Linked DNA regions of Homo sapiens: regions 1, 2 and 3 are each linked to region 4. Evidence: chromatin contacts called from ENCODE Hi-C data. All regions are on one chromosome and are shown on one strand. Each heading gives the region's core, a stretch centred on a gene start or an enhancer-like site at or near the end of the contact. The rest is flanking DNA. Distances are from core to core; before and after follow the strand shown.

Region 1 (3,216 bases), core at 545-3,044, 2.8 Mb after region 4:
GCCAAGTTCACGCCTCTGCACTCCAGCCTGGGTAACAGAGCCAGACTCTGTCCCCGAAAAAAAAAAAAAAAAGATTAGCCAGGAGTCCTAGCTACTAAGGAGGCTGAGGTGGGAGGACTGACCGCTTGAGCCCAAGAGGTTGACACTGCAGTGGGCCATGATCATACCACCACACTCCAGGTTTGGAGACAGAGCGACCCTGTCTTACAAAAAAAAAAAAAAGAAAAAAGAGAACATTATTGGGATAACTACAGAAGTCTAAATACAAGGCTGTATCCTGGATTACAGTATTATACAAAAGTCAAAGTTTCTGCATACTATAACCATTATTATAATTGCTGCAGGCTAGAAAATGGCATTGTTTTTAGAAGATACATGCTGATGTATTTAGGAGTTAAGAGTCCCGACTTCTGCAACTAACTCTTATAAGTTCAGAAAAATACATAAATTAAGAGAGAGAAAGCAAATGCAACCAAGTATTAGCAATTGGTAAATGTAGGTAAAGAGTATATGGGATGTCGTTCTAATATTCTTGCAACTTTTCCTCATAAGAACTTTTCAAATATAAAACATTTGAGAAAATCTGTTAAATAAAAAACATTAAAAGATGCAAGTAAAGTGCTTAGCACAGTAACACAACAGGTTGCTATAATTGTTAATACTGTTATTATCTTCCAAAACAGATTAAGTGACAGATCTAAGAAAATGTGACATTGAAATCACTAGAATTAACTACATCAGAAACAGGAAAAAAAAGCATTCTCATAAAATTGGACTGTGCTATAATAAATCTAACACCATAAAAAAATACCATTACAAAACCCCTCATCGTGTAGTTTTACACGAATCCACTTTAAGGTCGTCCTTAAGCAAGTACTTAGTGAGCGTCTATTAGGTGCCAGTCTGTTCTAGGTTCCGAGGATAAAAACATTTGCTTTCAAAATACTTACGTCCTAGTGAACCAAGACAATAAATGTCATAAATACAATGGAGTAAAATAAAGTAGGAAGAACATGGGAGTGGGGAAGGGCTACCAAGAGGGTGATCATGGGAGACCTCACTGAGGTGTCGAGAGCAAAGTTTGGAGCCACCTAACTGAAGAGCGTTGGGAGCCGGCCAGGTAGTCAAGGCACAGTGAAGAGATCAGTGTGGCTGGATGAAGTAAGCCAAGAGGAGGGAGCTGAAGATGGGACTGCAGATGGAAAGGGGTAACAGGCAGTCCAGAAACCAAATATACCATCCTAAGAGCTTTAGCTTAGGAGAAGCCACTGTAGGTAGCAAAGGAGAGGCACAATCTGCGGTAACCTCCACAGTGGATTCACTTTAACATTCTCCCAACTCTCCTTCTTCCCAGCGCCGCCCTCCCCCAACCAACCCGCTACCTCGGCCAGATCACCTTCCAGTGAACCTGACACATTATCATTTCTTCATGAATATTATGGGTGTGTGCTCGGATGAGGACAGCTCTGGCATGGTACATCTTTTCTCTCACGATTCCCCAATCTGCTCAGAGATAACACAAACCGCTCTCAGGGACGCACACACAACAGAGAGGTCACACTCGACAGGGAAACACACGCCTCCCTACAGCCGCGCTCCACACACCCTCCAGCAACGCGCTGGGCGGAGCCAGCCGCCTCGAAGCGAGGCTCCCGGGTCGGCCGAGCCAGCCCCCGCTCACCCTCAGGTTCCCTTTAGTTCGCTGCTTGTTCTTCCCGCCCATGGTCGCGGTTGCAGCTGTACTCTGAGCACTCAGACCCCGGTTGACACGTCCGGGACACAACTTCCGGCTTCTGGCGGCGGAAGAGGACACCCTGTAATAACTTCCCCCGGGCCCTTTTCCGCCACCCACCCTGTCCATTTGCTGCCCCACTTCCGCTCCCGCCTCCCGCTGTGTCCCTGACCATCCGCCACCGGAGACGTCACAGCTAAAGCCACGCCTGTCTGAGTGATGTCATTCCTGGCCAATAGGAAGCCAAGCATTGGACCCGTGGCGCCAAATCCTGTCCTCCCCGCTTTCAGAAGCTAGGTTTGTTCCTTGCTTAGAGGGTAGGAAACTGGCGTGAATCATCAGAGGGGCAGTTTCACATAAGGGTAGCATTAGAATGTTATGGTAGAGGCTGTGGGAAGATGGGAGTGTTTTAGACTTCCAACATGATGCAATCATCAGTATCACCTGGGCGTTTTTTAGAAAAGGCCAACTCGGGCCCCTCAGAACTCCTGAATCAGATCCTGCATTTTGACAGTATTCCCAAGTCTTGTTAAAATTTGATTACTGCTGTAGGCACTATTCTCTCTAAATCTCCCCTCCCCGTCCCCTTTTATTCATATTGAAACTGTTAACGTGCAGTTTAGGAAAGAGGATAATGTGGGAGTCCCTATTAAAATTTGAAATGTACAAATCCTGTAACCCATTGATTGTGCGACTCAGAATCACACCAGAGAAACAAGTAAATGTGTGCTGGTTATTGTTTCTTGTCCACGCAGTCACCCTTTTATACTCAACTCCATGTTACTGGGGGGGCTTCTGCTAGATTCCACCAACAGGACGAACAAGAGGGAAACAAAGGCAAGAGGAAGAAGGGACTTGCTCCATTCTGTAAGCATCATGCCAGCAGCAGCTGCATTTTACCGTGGCAGGAGCAATTGCTTTAGCCAAAAGGTGGTTTTAATCTCTATCCTTTTTCCAACAATCACAGAATCAGCCTTATTGCACCCCTCAGAGATCACAGCAGCAGTCAGTGCTCTCCTCAGAGATCTGAATTCTACTTTCATGCGGCCCCTCCCCTGAGCTCCTGAGATAGCCAATGTTTGAGCCACCTCCTCAGAAGTTTGAGCCTCAACACCGTGGGATCCCTTCTTTGTGCTCCAGAGATCCAGTAACAGCCAGCCATCACCCTCTCTTCATTCTTCATAGGCCTGAACTAAGGTGTTCAGGGCCCTCCTTCAAGCTTTTAGGTTCTGATGACTCCAACCACTTCTTTTGTTCCATCCTTTCCTAGCTCTAGGAATGGTAGCTGCTACCTGCAGTGATTACCTGTTACCTTTTATAATTCCTTTTGACCAATTTCCCATATTAAAATATTTCTCAATAACTAATGTGATTTCTGTTTTCCTGACTGGACCCTGATTTTAAAATGCACACAAAAGCCAGGTGCAGTGGCTTATGCCTGTAATCCCACCACTGTGGGAGGCCGAGGCAGGTGGATCACCTGA
Region 2 (3,533 bases), core at 967-3,466, 2.9 Mb after region 4:
GCATGAGGATCACTTGAGCACAGGAATTCAAGGTTACAGTGAACTATGACTGCACTTCAGCCTGGGCTACAAAGCCAGACCCTGTCTCTAAAATAAATAAATTAAAAATAAGGTGTGAACAGAATGACAATAAGATACCAACCCCGGAAGATCAGGGGGAAGAGGCTTTCTGACAGGAAGCACGTGGTACAATGACCCTAAGGCTCTGTTTTAAAATGCGTGGGGGCAAAAAGCCTGCATTTCTGGAGCTTGGAGAAGAAAGCTTTAAAAAATTATCTCATCCCACTCCTGTTCTTTTTTGCATGAGAGCTGGAGCCTATGCCCTACCACACATCCGTGGATATGCCCAGGATTTGACTTGGGCCTTCGAACTTTGCACAGTAGCTGCTACTAACTTTTTGAGATAATACATTCGTGGGGGCTCAGTCCTGCCTCATCTAAATCACCAGAGACCAAACAAGGACCAGCCCAATATCTCTTGGACTGTAATGTCATAATGTTGTCAGAATACAGAGAAAGATGAAACTAAGCCGGGTCCGGTGGCTTATGCCTGTAATCCAGCATTTTGGGAGGCCGAGGCAGGTGGATCACTTGAGGCCAGGAGTTCAAGACCAGCCTGGCCAATATGCTGAAACCCTGCCTCTACCAAAAAAATACAAAAGTTAGCTGTGTGGTGGGGTGGCACGTGCCTATAATCCCAGCCACTGGGGAGGGTGAGGTGGGAGAATCGGGAGGTGGAGGTTGCAGTGAGCTGAGGTCGTGCCACTGCACTCCAGCCTGGGTAACAGAGTGCAACCCGGTCTCAATAAATAAATAAATAAGTAAATAAAACAAAAATTATCTCAGCAGTAAAAAGCAAGAGAGCTAGTTTTCCCCCAAATTTAACCAAATGTTACTCTGGTGGTTAGTATGCCACCATCTTAAACTCCTTTTATCTGATTAGTAAGGATGGACATTTATTTTATGACCAATTGTTCTTTTATGGTGAATTACCTGTTTACATATCTATTTTTCTATAGCTATCTGCAACTCCCCCGACCCCCACGGTAGCGATTACTATCTTCTCTACTAAACTAAGACTCCAGGGCAGAGAGGCCTATGTTTAATTCATTTGAGGAAAGGCTTGGCACAAAGTGTGCACTTACATATTTTCTTTTTTTCTTTTTGAGAGGGAGTTTTGCTCTTGTTGCCCAGGCTGGAGTGCAATGGAGTGATCTTGGCTCATTGCAACCTCTGCCTCCAGACTTCAAGCGATTCTCCCCCTTAGCCTCCCGAATAGCTGGGATTACAGGCGCCCGCCACCACGACCGACTAATTTTTTGTATTTTTAGTAGAGACGGGATTTCACCACGTTGGCCAGGCTGGTCTCGAACTCCTGACCTCACGTGATCCACCCGCCTCGGCCTCCCAGTGTTGGGATTACAGGGGTGAGCCACCGCGCCAGGGCTCGCACTTACAAATTTTCAAAGAATGGACAGTAAATATTTGAAAATCCCCTCCTCCCCCGCAATTTATCTGACACCGTCTTTCGGTTTTGCTTTAAAAATTCACTCTCGCGGCCGGGCGCGGTGGCTCACGCCTGTAATCCCAGCACGTTGGGAGGCCGAGGCGGGCGCATCACAAGGTCAGGAGTTGGAGACCAGCCTGGCCAATTGGTGAAACCCCGTCTCTACTAAAAATACAAAAATTTTAGCTGGGCGTGGTGCCGTGCGCCTGTAGTCCCAGCTACTCGGGAGGCTGAGGCAGAAGAATGCACTCCAGCCTGGGCGACAGAGGGATATTCCGTCTCAAACAAACAAAAAATCACTCGCTGCGTTTTTTATTCTGACATGGTGCAGGAAGGTAAATTCAAGACAACTTAGGTACTCAGTTTTAGAAGTCGACAGGACAGAATTACGGAAACAAATTTAAGCGTTCCCCCTTTTAGCTCCAAATATAATGTGTTCCAGAAAGGTAACCATCTAGGAAACTCCAAGGCTCAGACCACCACCGGATGCCCACACTTCAGGAGCATTTATATAACTTCGTGGTTATGTCAGAGACGAGAAAACCCATTGACAACCAAACCCCTAAACCCGAACATCCGGCGCAAGCCGCACGCAGGCGCAGATTTACTAGCGTCAGAGCCGATGGTCCCGGGAGGTGGGGGTGGGGTGGTGGTGGCCTAGCCACTTCCCATAATGCCGCGTTCCGGAAGTTATTGCTTTCCAGGGGTCACTCTGGCTTCGACTCCGTCGCTCTCAATTCGTCACCAGGAGGAAGACGGAGCTGGCTGCCCAGCCCAAAGGCCCATGAGGGGATGCAGTTATGGGCTCTGTCGCCGTGGGTGAGTTCTGGTCCCACTGCCTGGCAGTCGTCGCTCGCCTGGCTTTCTGCGCTGGGAGAGCTCCTGTTTTCCGCCCCAACTTCGTTCTCTTCTTGAAGGCCGCTCTCCTTAAGCACGTAACCCGGCTACTTTCCGGTACTGCGATCTCATTGGCTGCATGTTCTGTCAGTTCCAGAAGCTGGCCAATGAGATGCCGCTGCTGGCGGCCTTCTCGACCCCGTGGACCCAGAGGTTCCCCCGTGGGATCGGAGCAGTTAGAAGGGGAGGAGAGGGAAGGTGTGGCAGGCGCCGAGCAAATGGGTGGGTGGCGCGTGGCAGGGACTTCCCTATGGGTTGGAGCTGGATTTGCAGCCGTGTTCATACGGCTGGTAGGAAAAGCAGGATCTGTCACTTATCCAATTGACTATATCTAGGAGGGGATTGATATACGCAAAACTTGAAAGCCACGTTAACACCTGCTGACAAAGTTTTCCACACGCTTACATTTTTAATGGAACCGAGTAGGCAGGGGAAGACTGGGAGGGCAGAGAGTGAAGAGACTTGGAATAATATGAGAACCGGCAAGACTATCTTTGATTTAGATTTTGTATGGAGTCCTGCGAAGAGTCATTTCACTAAGACGTTAATGCTCATCCGATGACACTACTTGAAAAGTGTATTAAGTTTATTGATGTTTTATAGCTGATGGAAGTCACAATATGCTCTCCTCATGACTCATTAGTTGCCTTTATAGTTGTCAGAACTTTACTGAGGCTCTTTCCGCAGCACTGGAGTGACCCCTCTGTCCTCTGCCTGCAGTAATTAACAATTCGTCTTTCAAGTTTTCCTATGGAGTCTAAGCTGCTGCAATCCTCAAACCAGATTTACTAGTGCTGTCTTCACTACTGCAGACTTCTGACTTCTCATTTTTCACCCTTTTCTTTTTCACCAGAACTTGTTTGCTTCATTCTTATGTACCTACCTTTGCACCTTGTAATCATCCTTTATGCCTCAGGTACTATTCTATTTTTCTATTTCAATGCAAGAAGTATTTCTTCAGGACCTGCTATGTACTAACATTATGCTAGATATTATAGGCAGTTCCAAAACTGTGCTTGAAACCATTTATTTTTCTAAGAACTTTAGATTCTGCTTACAGAAATAACATAAACCCAGATTAAAGATTTAAGAAATTCACTAGAATATGGGATAAGGGGACAAGATGACT
Region 3 (3,559 bases), core at 474-2,973, 2.9 Mb after region 4:
CTTGTATGGCTCCTCCTCTGAACTTACCATTCTTCCTTTCTTTGGTAAGCTTCAGCCCTACAACCTGTTGTTGTTGTTGTTGTTTTAAAAAAAAAACAGGTCAAAATCATTCCTTCCTCAGGGTCTTTGTACTAGTTAGTCCCTGAGCCTGGCATTTCCCCCTAAGTAAGAGGTCGGGGGAAACAGCCCAGGCTCAGGGGCTTCTCTCACTAAGCACTGAGCTAAGAGTTCTTCCCTAAACGTCTAAGTGTTCTGTCTATTCCTGATCCTTCTTTTACAGACATTTTTACCTCCTGTCATCCTCTACTATAGTGCAGTTTCTTTCATCATTATTTGGAATTCTCCTTTTATTTAATCATTATTTCTGCCTTAGAAGGACATAAACTCTACGACAAATGGGACTTTTGTCTTTCACTGCAGTTCCTTCAGTACCTATTTATTGAAAGAAATAGCTCAGTGTTCTGTAAAAAACTACTAGCACTGGAATGACAAATAATGTTTTGTGATACACGAGTTTTCCAAAACTGTATTAGTGAAAAAAACCCAAATTGGAAGCTATTATCTCAGCCTGATTTTTTCAAGGGAATCAGCCCATATCATTTTCAAAAGATTATTCCACCAACATTTACCTTGAACCCTGACATTTACTTACTATACCGACATTATTTGAAAAGTGCATCCTACAAACATGAACCTAGTTCTATTAAACTGTTAATGCTCCCCGTACCTCGCATAAAACCTTAAATTCAACCACACTGATCTATTTCTTGAATTAACAAAATCTGGAGGACACACAGAGGAATGCAATTTGAATAGCACAAGAGACAAATTTATCAATAGTGCAGTAAGATATTTTTTAAAACTATGCTACCGAACTAACGTTCAAGAAAAGGCCATTAAACAAAAGTGTTATCTGCACCCCTCTATCACTTATCCTGCAGATTACACAGAACTCAAAGACACCACCTCTTGGTCCAATCTCCATAATTTAAAGACGAAGGAAACAAAACCCAAGAAAGTTACATTTTAGATTAAGCCAGCTAACATAAGTTGGGACCGGAACTCATTTGGCTACAACGCATGGCTTCTGTCAACTAAGCTGAAAGCCGTATGTTTCTCACTGGGAAGCAAGCAACCAAGACCCGGCCCTTTTTCCCACTCTCTTCTCTGGATCGGCTAGTTCTCGTTCTTCCCCATCCTACAACTCGCGAGCTATGTGATAATCGACGTCGCAGTTCTCAAGACAATTTCATCTACGTTATTCAATTTCACCCTCACAACCTCCTTTAAGGGTGACGGGCCTTAGCCCCATTTACGGATGGAGGCAAAACGCACGCGCGGCTTCACATCCGTCCACCTTCAAGGTGTACAATGTCGATCGTGCCGCCGATCCCTCGGCCTTCTCCCGGTCGCGGAAGAAGAGAAGTGCCCGCAGGCTCCGGTGGCCGAGCCCTTCCAAAATCACCTCCCTTTCTGGAATCTTCTCTTCCCCCGGCCGCTGAGCCAGGGCAGCACGCTCAGCCCGTTAGTAGGCCCTCCTACTTCGCCGCGGCCGCCGCAGCCCTATGCTGACGCTCCCACCTCATTCCTTTCCTTCAGCCCTTACTTTCGCTCCCTCCTTGAGCATCTGGGCAAAGCCCGGAGCCTTGGGAACGTGAAGCGCCATGGCCAGCCTGCAGGAAGCAGTTCACGCGACCGCTCGGAAGACCGCGGAGGAAGCGAGGAGCACGCACAGCCTTCTGGGAAAGCAGCGTGGGGCCGCCTCACGCTCTTCCTGGCTCTCCAATTAGCCCACCCTTTCCCTGCCGCCAGGTCTGAAGCATCGCGAGAAGAGCAACCTCTGTGGCCAGAACCAAGCTGACGATCCCCGATCGGGTCGATCGATAGGGCGGGCCCAGGGAGCCCCTCGGGTTTCTGGCTCACGCACGCGCAGACAGCCCAGGCCGTGAGAGGTTGCTCCAGTCTGTGCTCTCTGACCGTAGTCAGTAGTCACGGCGTTAGATTTTTGCGGTTTTTGATCTGGAAGCCACACATCCTTAGCTTAATTTCCACGTATCTTCCAGACCCAGCCACCAACGTCAGGGCAGGTGTGCTTTTTTTTTCCCGAGGCAGAGCATCTGCCCCATCCCCCAAAATTGTCTCTAGGCGTCCGCTCTGTGTTGGGCACCATAGGAAGCGCTGGGAATGCGCACGATAATTAAAGTCGTCACTAAGAGTAATGTAGTACACATCAAGTGCTCAAGTGTGCCATATTCTGTGTGATCTGCTTTACATGCAGTATCTCTGTTAATGGTCAGTCTTAAAAATTAATGAATTGTCGGTTAAAATACCATTTAGTTTTCCTTCCATAAAATGGAGACGATACCATTAAAAATTAAAAATTAAATGGTACTGTCTCTATTTTGTAGAAGGGAAACTGAAGTTCACAAACTGTAAATAATTTTCCCAAGATCACAGAGCTAGTAAATATTAAAGCTAGAATTCCTATCTAGATCAGACTTATTGCAAAATGCCGGTTCTTAACCACTATCTATATTCCTCTTTTCTACTTCTTCCTGGGAATATAAATCCCTTTTACTCTTTTAAGATCAGATATAAATACATATTTATTTATCTGATTTATATATATAATATACACATTTTATATAAATATATCTGATTTATATATGAATTTATAGATAAATATAAATCCCTTTGGCTTGGTGGCATGCACCTGTAGTCTCAGCTGCTTGGGAGGCTAAGGTTGGAGGATCTGCTTGAGCCTGGGAGGTTGAGGCAGCAGTGAGCTGAGATCATGCCACTGCACTCCAGCCTGGGCAAGAGTGAGGCCCTGTCTCAAAAAAAAAAAAAAATTGCAAAAATGTAAATGCCACTGATATGGTTTGGATTTTTGCAAAAATGTAAATGCCACTGATATGTTTGAATTGCCTGCCCAAATATGATGTGGAATTATAATCCCCAGCTGTTCTTGTGATAGTGAGTGACTTCTCATAAGACCTGGTTGTTTAAAAGTGTGTGGCACCTCCCCACTCTGTCTCTTCCTCCTCCTCCAGCCTTGTAGGATGTGTCTGCTTCCCCTTCACCTTCCACCTTGATTGTCAGCTTCCTGAGGCTTCCCCAGCCATGCTTCCTGTACCGCCTGTGGAACTGTGAGCCAATTAAACCTCTTTTCTTTATAAATTACCCAGTCTCAGGTAGTTCTTTATAGCGATTCGAGAACGGACTAATACAGCCACCCTTTTCATTCTTGGAAAATAGAGATATTTTAAATAAAAACATACATATTATCATGTGATAGGATTATTATTTTTTAAATAACGTTAAAAATTTATCAGTTTTAATTTCTAATATAGCAAATATTCATACCTATAACCCACATAAACAAAAGACCTTTGGGGAAGTTAATTTTTAAGAGTCTAAAGGTGTTCTGAGACTGATACGTTAGAGAACTACTGTAATGATCAGTCCCGAACAACAGAACAATCCAAGATTTTTCCTGGATTAGCTAAGAAATAAACAAAAGCACATTCCTCTGACTCAGAGATAATATTACTTATAA
Region 4 (3,123 bases), core at 343-2,842:
TGTTCGAGAGTTGGATGAATGGGGAAGACTTGTTATACACCTAGTGGTGGGTGGATTTCACTAGGCTGCAGCCTCCACACAGCTTTTCTTTGCTGCACTGCAGAGGCGCCATCTTCTCCGTCTTAATCTTCACTCAATTCGATCCTTTTATCTGCACCCTAAAAAAAAGACCCTTCGGACCCTCCCCAGCATCCTGTGCCCCCAGGGGAACTAAACCAGAGTCCCCAGAGCTGCCAGGGAAGAGGCCGCGCCTTAATCAGACAAACGCCTCCTTGGATGCACAGGACAGAGCCCGTGCCTCCCCACCATCCGCCACTGCCCTTTCCAGACGCACATCCCACTCTCCGCCTTATTTCCTCCCCGCCAAGGACTTTACAGCCCAGCACAGAATTAAGCCTCGGAGGTGATCCGAGGGTGGGAAGCAGAGGGGCCCCGAGGCTCCGCCAGAAGCCCCGGCAGCGTCTCTGCCCCCTCCCAGGCGGACGCGCAGCCCCGGGAAGGGAGCCGGGCGGGAGCCTCGGTGGCGCACTGAGACTAACGCGGCTCGGCCCACGGCGAGGGCGGGGTGTCGCGGCTTTTGTTCCCGCGGACCTTCTGCCTCTCAGACAGAGCTTAGGGTGCGAGCGAACTCCCGGGACGTCCAGACTTGGGGAAGGCGCGGGGTGGCTATGGGTCTCCGACCCCTCCCATTTCTCGCAAGTTACACAAAAGGGAGACGCGGACATGCACAAAGTTTGCCTGTGGAAGGCGGTGCGCGACCCCGACGCCGGCTCGGGCTAGGGTCGCACCCAGGCTGCCGCCGCCAGCAGCCGCGAAAAGAGGTTGGAGCAAGGAAGGGGGATGGGGGTGAGAGAGGAAGGTGAAACGAGGCGGAGAACGCAGGGAAAAGCGAGGGGCTCCTAGCTTCCTGGGCTGTCCCGACTCCTCCTCCTCCTCCCCAGGGCCCAAGAGAAAGGAAAGGGCAACGATTCAAGAGCGAAGGACTGGCTTTAGGGACGCTGCGTTTTCGGTTTTCCCCACGTGCTCCTTCCCCCTTCCCCCCTGTCTGAATGTCTCTCGCCTCCCCCGACCCCCGCTTCCAAGGCAGGGACTAAGTCGGGGTCTGGGCTCAGGGTCGCCCCCTACCCTTCTCGCCCCGGGCTGGCGCGGAACCAGGGAGACCAGCGCCTCGCCCGCTCCCTCTCAGCGGGCCGGAGCGCGACTCCCTGGGGCAGGGCTGGGCCGAAAGCGGGGATGCGCTGGACGTCCGCAAGCGGGGGCGGAGAGGAGAGGGGTCCCATTGACGGACCCCCGGCTTCTCTGCATTAAAGACTTGGGTTAAGGTCTTGGGGGGTATCGCGTCCCCACCGTGCAGCCTCCCCCCGCCTTCCGAGGCGCGGCACCCACCTCCAGCGCCCGAGCCGTCCAGGCGGCCAGCAGGAGCAGTGCCAAACCGGGCAGCATCGCGACCCTGCGCGGGGCACCGAGTGCGCTGCTGTGCGAGTGGGATCCGCCGCGTCCTTGCTCTGCCCGCGCCGCCACCGCCGCCGTCTCCCGGGGCCCCCGCGCACGCTCCTCCGCGTGCTCTCGCCTACCGCTGCCGAGGAAACTGACGGAGCCCGAGCGCGGCGGCGGGGCTCAGAGCCAGGCGAGTCAGCTGATCCGGCCCACCCCGCTCGGCACCCGAGAGAGACCCCTAGCGGCGCCGCCGGGGAACTGCGCCCGCTCGCGCCGGGAGGGGCCCTCGCGCCCCGCGCCCACAGGTGCACGCGCCCTTGGCGCCGCCTGCACCCCACGCGCCCCCTCCGCTCCCCGGCCGACGGCCCACCTGGGCTTCGTGAACAGTGGGAGGGAGAGTCTGGGGCCAGGAGAGGGACGGTGCAGGATCAGGGAAAGGTGAGTCCTAGGACGCTGAGGCTCTAGAAAAGTCGAGAGCGCTCCTGCTCGTCCCCGTGAGCTTGAATCATCCGACCCCGCAGGCCTCCCGGGGGTGTCGTATAAAGGACTGCTGCTAGGGTGCGTTTTTATCCGCATTTCGTTTTTTCTCTCGGTTTGGAGAGGTGGGGCAGGCGTTTCTGGAAGAGAATGAGAACGAGTGAAGCTTAAAGGAAATAGGATTTTCTTTGCTTGTTGAGACAGCAAAACCTCATTTTTTAACCCCCAACGTCAAAAGCAGGCACGAGCAACCTGGAATTTCTATCTTTAGAACGAACCAAAGGAGCAAGGCGCAGGACCTGGCAAAGAAGCGGCCAACCCATTTACTTCTTCTTGAAAGCAGGGTTCTGGGCTTGGGTTTTGTTTCTTTCTTATATTTTTGTTTGTTTTTGGTTTTGTTTTGTTAAAGGGGGTGGTCAGTGTGGATTTTGCGGGGCGGGGGGTCTTTTTTTGTTGTTAAGCAGGGATGTAACATCCATCTGAGTTGGGGAAGAAGGAAAAATTAGGAGAGATCATTCGTATTCGACCCCCGTAAATGAGGACTTCTGACCTCAAACGCTGCCCTTGTTCTTCATTGTGTCTGTCCTGAATTATAGAAATGAACCTTCTGCCATGCCACTTTCTCCTGGATTAAACACAAACCGTCCACTGTCCAGTTAGTGTCCAGATAGTTTAGAATGCTCTAGAACTGCCCAGATATATCCCCTGCTCTTGACCTGAAGTAGCATTTAGTTACCAAGCCACAGCCCACTCCACACAGGGCTTGGAGCGAAGGACTGAAGCCAGGGAGTGCTCTGGCCCTTCTGAGGGCTGCACTGCAGCCTGCCTTCTCTCCCTTGCTCATTGCGCTGACAAGGGTGCCTAGGCCCGGGAAGGATGGCTCAGCCAGCGGGGTACAGACTTCCTTCCTGGGAAGTCATTTCTGTACCAGCTCCCCTAAATGTTGTCTTGTGTGTCTTTTCCCGCACTAGGCATTCAGTCTTGACTCTTGGATTACTTTTGCCCCTGAATGTCCTTTGGATGTCCTCAACAAATAAGGACAAATATTTATTGTCATGCAGTATTTGTTTATACGCTTCATGTCATTTACTTCCTACAAAAGCCAAAGAGGCTGTTACTATTATTCCTATTTATACATCAGGAAAATGAAGCTAATGAACTCCCAAATCTAATAGCAAGTAAGTGACATGAAGCTGGGACAGCAGGGAA

The links. Hi-C counts contacts between places; a loop is a spot of excess contacts on that map. Pooled maps may share reads with other maps.
Region 1: a pooled map shows a loop between it and region 4 (8-fold over the local background). The contact joins the promoter of LTN1 here to the promoter of APP in region 4. A Hi-C loop is called at or near these places in 8 of 50 pooled maps.
Region 2: a loop to region 4 is called in a pooled map, with 12 times the contacts of the local background. The contact joins the promoter of USP16 here to the promoter of APP in region 4. A Hi-C loop is called at or near these places in 4 of 50 pooled maps.
Region 3: a map of colonic mucosa shows a loop between it and region 4 (7-fold over the local background). The contact joins the promoter of CCT8 here to the promoter of APP in region 4. A Hi-C loop is called at or near these places in 2 of 168 maps with a recorded cell type or tissue (colonic mucosa and naive thymus-derived CD4-positive, alpha-beta T cell) and 12 of 50 pooled maps.

The regions. Positions count from the first base shown.
Region 1 is chr21:28,991,083-28,994,298 of GRCh38, forward strand. LTN1 (listerin E3 ubiquitin protein ligase 1) reads right to left here and starts at 1,795. Exons shown (of 30, transcript NM_015565.3): 1 at 1,682-1,795. The coding sequence starts at 1,723. LOC105372766 (a long non-coding RNA gene) reads left to right here and starts at 2,021. Exons shown (of 3, transcript XR_007067835.1): 1 at 2,021-2,049; 2 at 2,488-2,599; 3 at 2,700-3,099. RefSeq lists enhancers at 1,600-1,709, 2,020-2,079.
Region 2 is chr21:29,022,452-29,025,984 of GRCh38, forward strand. USP16 (ubiquitin specific peptidase 16) reads left to right here and starts at 2,217. Exons shown (of 18, transcript NM_006447.3): 1 at 2,217-2,326. RefSeq lists an enhancer at 2,093-2,482.
Region 3 is chr21:29,071,925-29,075,483 of GRCh38, forward strand. CCT8 (chaperonin containing TCP1 subunit 8) reads right to left here and starts at 1,724. Exons shown (of 15, transcript NM_006585.4): 1 at 1,607-1,724. The coding sequence starts at 1,666. RefSeq lists enhancers at 796-1,707, 1,160-1,329, 1,708-2,619, 1,780-1,949, 3,496-3,559.
Region 4 is chr21:26,169,178-26,172,300 of GRCh38, forward strand. APP (amyloid beta precursor protein) reads right to left here and starts at 1,593. Exons shown (of 18, transcript NM_000484.4): 1 at 1,387-1,593. The coding sequence starts at 1,443. It overlaps APP-DT (APP divergent transcript), which reads left to right and starts at 1,690. Exons shown (of 4, transcript NR_186396.1): 1 at 1,690-1,875. RefSeq lists enhancers at 96-305, 804-1,328 and silencers at 346-615, 1,116-1,945.